2 separate regions of the Homo sapiens genome follow, and region 1 is linked to region 2. A link is a loop called in an ENCODE intact Hi-C map of the cell type or tissue named here. Cell type or tissue: HepG2. All regions are shown on one strand. Each heading gives the region's core, and the rest is flanking DNA. Links, peaks and the distances in the headings are about the cores only.

The links. Hi-C counts contacts between places; a loop is a spot of excess contacts. Peaks named below come from ENCODE experiments on the same cell type or tissue, not always from the same donor. Only the 100,000 strongest peaks of a DNase experiment are listed, where the experiment ranks them.
Region 1: it touches region 2 in a loop (3-fold over the local background); 12 of 110 quality-filtered maps call a loop at or near these places.

What each region holds. Positions count from the first base shown.
Region 1 is chr10:91,742,758-91,747,166 of GRCh38, reverse strand. No RefSeq gene overlaps it. Among named protein-coding and RNA genes, the nearest start is that of TNKS2-DT, 53 kb to the left of the region's middle. In HepG2, for the core only: a CTCF peak has its summit at 1,780; a DNase peak (open chromatin) is centred at 1,776.
Region 2 is chr10:91,491,472-91,495,880 of GRCh38, reverse strand. It overlaps HECTD2 (HECT domain E3 ubiquitin protein ligase 2), which reads right to left. Exons shown (of 21, transcript NM_182765.6): 13 at 3,397-3,529; 14 at 2,373-2,461. The region is part of intron 3 of HECTD2-AS1 (HECTD2 antisense RNA 1); the gene reads left to right. Among named protein-coding and RNA genes, the nearest start is that of HECTD2, 83 kb to the right of the region's middle. In HepG2, for the core only: a CTCF peak has its summit at 2,369 (motif pointing left); a DNase peak (open chromatin) is centred at 2,400.

The DNA of each region.
Region 1 (4,409 bases), core at 136-4,135, 250 kb before region 2:
TTAAAAATTATTACTTTTGTCTTTTGAAACAATTATTTTTTTTTTTTTGAGATGGAGTCTTGCTCTGTTGTGCCCAGGCTGGAGTGCAGTGGTGCGATCTCAGCTCACTGCAACCTCTGCCTCCTGGGTTCAAGTGATTCTCCTGCCTCAGCCTCCCCAGTGGCTGGGATTACAGGCGCCTGACACCATGCCCGGCTAATTTTTTGTATTTTTAGTAGAGATGGGGTTTCACCATGTTGGTCAGGCTGATCTCGAACTCCTGACCTCAGGTGATCTGCCCGCCTCGGCCTCCCAAAGTGCTGGATTACAGGTGTGAGCCACTGCACCTGGCCCTGAAAGAATTTTTTTTTATTGATGCTTAATAGATATACAGAGTCTTGGGGCACATATGATAATATATTCATAAATTTGTAAAGATCAAATCAATGTACTTGGGACAACCATTACCTTAAATATTCATCCTCTCTCCTTCATATTTGAAGTATACCTTTGGGGATACAGTATTACTGAATGGCAGTTTTGTTCTTTCAGGACTTTGAAAATGTCATTGCACTCTCTCCTGGCCTGCATTGTTTTTGTTGAGAAGTCTGTCGCCTGATGAATTGGAGCTCATTTATATGTTATTTGCTTCTTCTCTTTTGCTGCTTTTAGGATCCCCTCTTTTATCCTTGACCTTTCAGAGTTTGGTTATTATATACCTTGGGGTAGTATTATTTGGGATGAATGTGTTTGGTTTTCTCTGACCTTCCTGTATCCGGATATTTTTTTTCTTTTTAAGTTTTGGGAAGTTTTCTATTTCTTGAATAAGCTTTTTACCCCTTGCTCTTGCTCAACTCCCTCTTGAACACCAATACTTCTTAGATTTGGTCTTTTGAGGTAATTTTCTCTATCTTGTAAGTGGCCTTCTTTCCCTTTTATTCTTTTTTTCTCCTTTGACTATGTATTTTCAAATAGCTGGTCTCTGAGCTTACTGATTCTTTTCTCTGCTTGATCCATTCTGGGGTTGAGAATCTCTAATGGATTTTTCAATTCAGCAAATGTATGTCTCAGTTCCAAGATTTCTGTTTGATTTTTAAAATTATTTCAATCTCTTTGTTAAATTTCTCTGATAAATTTCTGAATTGATTTCTGTGTTATTTTAGACTTGGCCAAGTCTCCTTAAAACTGTCATTTTGAATTCCTGGTCAGAGAGTTCACAGATTGCTGTCTTGCTAGGGGCAGTCACTAGTTCCTTTCTTTGTTCATTTGCAGAGATCATGGTTCCCTATTTCTTGTGGGTGTACGTCCATGTTTTTGCATCAAAGGATTAATTATTTATTCCAATCTTCTCTGTTTGACTTGTTTTGGTTTTTATTGGGTACACCTGCTTAGAGATTCTTTTTCTTTTTCTTTTCTTCTTCTTTCTTCTTCCTTCTCCTTCTTCCTTCTCCTTCTCTTTCTTTTTCTCTTCGAGGCAGGGCCTTGCTCTATCACCCAGGCTAGGGTGCAGTGGTGATCATAGTTCACTGCAGACTTGAACTTCTAGGCTCAAGCAATGCTCCTGTCTCATTCCCCCGAGTAACTGAGACTTACAGGCATACACCACCATGCCTGAGTAATTTTTAGACATTTTTCCTAGAGTTGGGTTTCTGCTCAGGCTCGTCTCACACTCAGGTTCAAGCGATAATCCTGCCTCAGCCTCTCAAAGCGCTAGGATTACAGGCATGAGCCGCTGCATCTGGCTGAGTAGAGATTCTTTACCACTAGGTCACTGCCGCCTTTGCAGCTCTAGGTGGCACCTTAAGCCCAGGTTCACCTCAGCTCTAGTAAATGATGGGAACAATGACGGTCCAGAATCGGGGAGGTATCAGAGAGGGATATCCCGGCAGTGTAGGAATGCCGGCCAGGGGTTTGTGCCCTGGGGACCTGTGGAACGTACCTCCTACGGCATGGTGCTGTTGAATGGCCACTCTAATTTGGCGCCTCCTTCAGCTAAATTACAGAGCATAGTTTTCAGGGCCGGGCATAGCATTCCCATCTCCACCTTTTACTGTCTGTCCTCAGGGATATTTCTTCCTTCAGGCAATTGCAATGCTTCCTGTGCGTTAAGGCAGGGACGGGCCTCCTGCCAGGGAAACCGAGTTGATGGGGAAGCTGGTTGTCCACTTGAGCTCACTTTTTGCAGTGTAGAAACCATGAGTTGGCAGGAAATTTTCCTTTCTTTCTTTTCTTTTCCTTTTTTTTTTTTTTTTTTTTGACAGTGTCTGGCCCTGTTGCGCAGGCTTCAGTGCAGTGGCGCGATCTCGGCTCCCTGCAGCCTCCGCCTCCCGGGTTCTAGCAATTCTCCTCCTTCAGCCTCCTGCGTAGCTGGGATTACAGGCGTGCACCACCACACACAGCTTAATTTTTATATTTTTAGTAGAGATGAGGTTTCACCATGTTGGCCAGACTGGTCTGGAACTCCTGGCCTCAAGCGATCCGCCTGCCTAGGCCTCCCAACATGTTGGGATTACAGACGTGAGCCCGTGCACCCTGGAGAAAATTTTTATTTACTTATTTATTAATTATTATTTTTTATTATTATACTTTAAGTTCTAGGGTACATGTGCACAACATGCAGGCTTGTTACATATGTATACATGTGCCATGTTGGTGTGCTGCACCCATTAACTCGTCATTTACATTAGATGTTCCTCCTAATGCTATCCCTATTCTGAAACAGGAAAAATTTTCTATGCGCTGGATGTCAGACAAAATGGAGGGATGGGCTTTGTGGCTGTGGAAGTCTGATTTCCTCACCATCTGCTCAGAGTTGTTTCACTTCTCTGTGGCCTTGGGAACTGTCTCGTCTTTCCATCTGAGTTCTGGGATATTGCTGATGATAATCTCGGTGCTGTACATTTGTTTTTTGTTTTCTGCCGTGGGAAGTGAAGCCACCTTGCTTCTACATCACCATTTTTGAACCGAAAGCCTTTTTCCTCTCCAGGATAGTTATTTTTAATAGCACATAATTTTTCTTATGTTCCGTTATCTTTATAAGATCATGAATTGTTCTAGAATTTTAGGAATGAGTTAAAAGATCTTTAACTAAAGAATGGATTTTCTTTTCACTATCAGCAAACTTTATACAGCAAAAATAAAAATCATGTTAGTATTTTTTAGGGGATAACTTTGGCTTTCCAAAAGTTAACTCTTGAAACTTTTATTCTAAACTAAAAAATTTTGGTTTGTTAATTTTTTGCACTAGAGATGGCTTTTGATGTAGTAGTTTTATCTTAAAAAAAAAAAACCAACAAACAAATCCAAAAAACAGCTTTATTAAAACAGGTAGGTGGAACTTTTTCTAAACACTATTTAACTATGATGCAGCCAAGCTTTTTAAAAGTAATATTTAAAATCTTCGTGATTCTGTTATTAAAGCAAAACAAAACAAAAATGAAGATTGTATCTCTAAGCTCATTGCTCTAACTGGTTTGATTCTCTATCTAGAATCTCTGTTCATGGCTGAGTCAGCAATCTCATAACAAGGCCCTTTGTGTATACACCTTTCCTCATAGCTTTGGCTGCCTGTGTGGGAACTCACATAAGAATGTTCATTTCAGCATTCTTTATGGTGGTAGATGGATGAATGCCCTCCTGAGTGCCCATCACTAGAAAAGTGGCTAGGTATAATTTGGAGATTGTATACTATGAGAATAAGGGAAAAAATGAGAAGCAGCTAAATAGATACACATCTGACAATATAGATGAACTTCAAAGCATAGTGCAGAGGGGAGAAAAGATAAATAGAACGATATATAGCACAATGCTATTTAAGTAAATTACAACTATCTTTACCTTTATGCAAAACCATGTGTTTTGCAAGAATACTTACAAGCAAAAAGATATGAATTTAACTCATTGGCATTTGATTTTGGACATATCTGACCTATAAAATCTCACTTTTGAATTTGCCTTTGAAAAAGAGCTGTGAGGGACTAATTTATAACAGATTTTCTATTTTTTTCCCAAACCACAATAAGAAACAAAGAACACCAAGCCCCAAACCAAATAAGAAGTAGAATAAGAAGTTAAATGAGATACATTACACAATACTATTTATATCAATTAAAATTATATGCATACAAAACAGTGTATTTTTCAAGAACATCTATCAACACAAATCAATGTTCAACTCATTGCTGTTGAGGAATGGAAGGAATACTCACATCCCTGTTGGCACGTAATATTAAGCATGGAAATTTAGCGATGGGGAGTGTGGGAAAGGGGTTTGAAGGAAATTCACTGGAATCTAGGCACTGAATTAGATATTTCATATATATTCTATCATTTGATCCTCACAACAGCCCTGTAAGAAGAATTATCTCTGCTTTACAAATAAGAAAACTGAGACCCAGAAAAGCTAATTGTGTTCCTAATGTCACATAGCT
Region 2 (4,409 bases), core at 79-4,078:
GCTGGCAATTTTATAAGCAGCAGCAATGGTTTATTCAGTAGATCTCACTGTAGAATACTGATTTTGGAGATAGCCATTTTATTTATTTTAAAATTAAAAACAGACTATGTGTGAAGAACAGAGCTAAACTGAATAAACATATGGATATAAACATGCTATTGATAAGCTAATAGGATAGGTAATTTCCAACAGTAAAACTTGAAAGACTTATGTTACTTGGAGTTTCAGTGTCAAAGTTAAAAAGCTACAGATGTTACAAATTTTGCTCAGGATTATTTATTAGTCATATGGTGGAATGTAACTTATCCATTTATGGAAAGAGAGGTTTTAGATCAAATTTCATAGTATTTCAACAGTCAATTATTATATAAAGTTATTAAGGAAGTAATTCATTTTATAGGATCATAAGGAAATCTAAACATATGAGCTGGGTAAATTACTGAAAATAACTTTTAAAAATTGGAAGACCACCAAAATTTCAATTTGCTAAGGTGTAATGAAGTCTGATAATAAGGCCTTATACTTCAAAATAATTGTATTAGAAACACAATACTGTCAGAACTACTAGAACAACACATCTTTGGTCCTGAAATTTTAAAACTGGAGATATATATGAAACCAACTATATTTTCTCAATGTTCATACCTGTTCTTTCTCAAATTTCAGTTCCCAACTCCTTACCTGACCACAATCCACTCTCATCTCACATTTCTCCTATATAGTATTATGCTTTTTACAGCATCAATTTAGCTTTCTATAGGTTTTATATCTGTGTGTGTGATAAACACACATAATAATGAGAGTAGCAATTATAATTTTTAGATTTAATTGTTTAACTTGAAATATAGAATATCTAAACATGCTTAATATGCTCTTTTGGGTAATGACTAAATAGAAACTAATATCTATTGCAAAAAAAACAATGAGCAATTTCATGATTTTATGTATAGTATCACTTAAAAATGTAACTAAGCTATAATATTTTAGTGTAAATATTAGAGTCAAAATATCATCCAAATCTAAATTGTGATATATGAATATAAAGCATGACAAACATATATGTATGAACATATAAATAGCTCATAGTATAGTGACAAGCATCAATGATTAGGCCCTTCAATGAAGATGAAACATTCAACAAATGATTACTGCAGATACTAGAATATAAACAGGAGTCTCAGAATTGTTAAGCGTTATTCATTTTGTGGAATTTAGCACTTTGGACCTTTAGACACAACAATATATACAAAATTTCAAGTTGAGTTTACTATCTTAATGTGTAGTTTGTTCCCTACTACACTTTCTTTTATTAATCTGGTCTCTCAGTTTCCATATATATGTCTCATAATTTATTCCAACAGATGTAACAAAGACAGACATTCAAAGATGGCTCTTCATTCATTTTCTGATGGTATTTTCCATAACTTTCAGTGCGCTTGCTGCTGCTCTCTACCAAGCCCAGCACAATTTAGCCTTTTTTATTCTCACCATTCTCTCAGCTTATAATGTCCCACCACTCTCACCAGCCATATATTAATCAAATGTAATTGTTCCATTTTTTAAATCTCTATCCTCTCTGGGAAAAATACATTGTATATTTTCCTTCTCAGAACTCCTTAGTACTTACTGCCATATGGTCATTTGACTCTGAGAACAGATTAAGAATTCCCCCCCACCCCTTTTATACTTTCTTATCTCCAGTGCTTATTTATTTACTCTTCCCTCCTTTCTTCCACAAACAATTACATTTCTTGGAATCTAAAAAGCTAATGTAGAAGGCATCTTGTCCAATCTCCTACCCAATGCAGAAATGCCCTCTACAATATACCTGATAGGAATCATAGGATTGCAGATGGACTTATAAAATTTTTAAAAATACTATAAAATAATACTATATGCTTTAAATATTCCCATTCCATTCAATTTTTATGGATGCTTCCTTTATGTTTCAGGATTTGGAGGCATATTAAAGAGCTAGATTTAATTCCCCCAATTTCAATTCAGTAAACTGAGGGAAATGAGCACAAAGTGAAAGAACAGAAAAAAAATACTTCATTATAAATGGGAAATACTTTGATTTTTTTTAAAAAATGCCTTAAATTAGTGATAACTTCAATTATATGTGAAATAGGAAAGAACCATTTTTATTTTGAGATAAGGTTTTCAGAAAAAAATCAAACTCTCATTTCTTTCAATTAAGTCTACTGACATATATTACACATAATGAAGATTACTGAAAATCTAATAGTACATTTGACAATAACATTTAATTTGGATAAAATGGCTAAAGAAAACAGTTTTCTAAAATACAGATAAAATCTTTAAAAATCTCTAATCTATTAGCACCTCCTAGTGGAAAGTTTAAAGGATACAATTCCAACCAATCGGAATTCAGAATAGTTATCACATTTAAAGCTGCTAAACCAATGGCAGTGTGAATCCTTGTGATATGTAAACATGCCTAAAAAAACACACGAATAATGTTATTATTAACATGATTGACTTAAAAAAATCAAAGTGGTAAACATGTACATGACATCTCATCTATTAGAAGCTAATCAATTCAACAATAATTCTGTTACAAACCATCTTTCAAGTTAAAAATTTTGGATTATTTATGGGACTATATATTTGCAAATCTCAGCAAATATAAATATATATATTAAATATATATGGAGAACATTTTATTTTCCTGAACCAAGGGTAGAAACAGGGTAAAAAGATAGAAACTAAATGAATCAGATAACTTTATAAAAAGTATAGTTTCATAGATTATAAATTATGATCAAAATTAATTTTGAGGATATCTGGAGACTTCAATTTATCACTGTCATCCCTATTTCCCATCACATACACATATAGAAAAGAAAACTAAAGAATAAGGAAAACACTGAAAATTCTCCTTTGAAAAGTTTAACAGATAGTAAGGATTATACAGGTAGTTTCTGTAAAATAAAAAATTTCAAAGGCTTATTTTTTCTTAAAAAATTAATTCATGAATTCTTATTTATTAAAATGACCCATTAATGAAAGAGGCTTTAAATGTTACTATAGAGCAAACTATAGTTTTGTGTTTTAATTTCAAATGTTTATTTCAATGACAAATTAAATTTTCATGCATTTGACTTATTCAGAAAAGATATGGATGTTTCCTCATAAATGTTTACTTTTAATCTTGATACATTTTGTGTAGGATTCCCAGTAAGAGAATCAACTGATCAACAATTCGGTCAAACAAGTTTTTAAAATGTAAATAACAGTCCTTAAACAATTATTCAACATTTACGATGGACAAAAAGTCTGTAAAATCACAGAATAGGTTAAAAATAAGGGTGACTACTTCACTCTAACAATTATGAAGAAACACAGTTTATAAAAATTAGATTACATACTTACCATAATCTGGATGAAAAATTTGGCGAATTAGAAGAAGGAACCATTCTTTAGTCAAACCACCCATATCCAAACCAGCTTCCCCTACAAATGTAACTTTTAACTTCTTTTTCAAATCGGCTCTTTTCCGGGTTAGCTATTTGAAGATATTATACAGTAGAGGAGAACAAAGAGCAGTGAAAAGAGAATTAACATTTTTAATTCTGGGAAATGTGTTAGGCAGTCTTTAACTTATTTGCAATGCTACAAAACTCCATCCCTCCATTTATCCAATAAATCTGCCAGACACTGTGTGAGCTAGGTGTTTACTATGTCTTATAGATCAGGAAACAGAATTAGAGAGGTCAGGTACTTCACCCAAAGTACTACCTCCTGGTATCTACTGCCTTCAAATTTTTAATTTAGCACAATATAATTCATTTCTTTTTTTAAAAAAAACTCCCCTTCAATGCTAAACTTTAAAAAATCACATAGCTAGGGCTGGGTGTGGTAGCATGAGCTGGTAATCCCAACTATTTGGGAGGCTGAGGTAGGAGTATGGCTTGAGACCCTGAGACCAGGAGTTTGAGGCGGCAGTGAGCTTTGATTGTACCACTACACTCCAGCCCAGGTGACAAAATAAAACTTGTCACAAAAATAAATAAATAAATAAATCACATAGCGGAATCAGCCATTATCTTCTAATAACCATATTAAGATCTAGCTGAAGCATTTTTTATGATAATACATGAAAATGCAATCAAAGTATGTTAGAACCTGTATAGACCCAATATACCCTGTAGGTCAGACCTCTAATTTTATAGATGTGTAGTCTGAGACCTGGAGAAGTTAAATGACTTGTTACACACATAACCAGGAACAAAGGTGGGTCTGGAATCTAGGTTATATACTAAGAAACATGAATTACTCATTTAAGTGTTCTACATCAAATCCTTTTCTAGGGAATTAACAAACTATTAATAAACATACAAACATGAATATAAGACAATTATGAATACAGATCTGATTTTAACTAT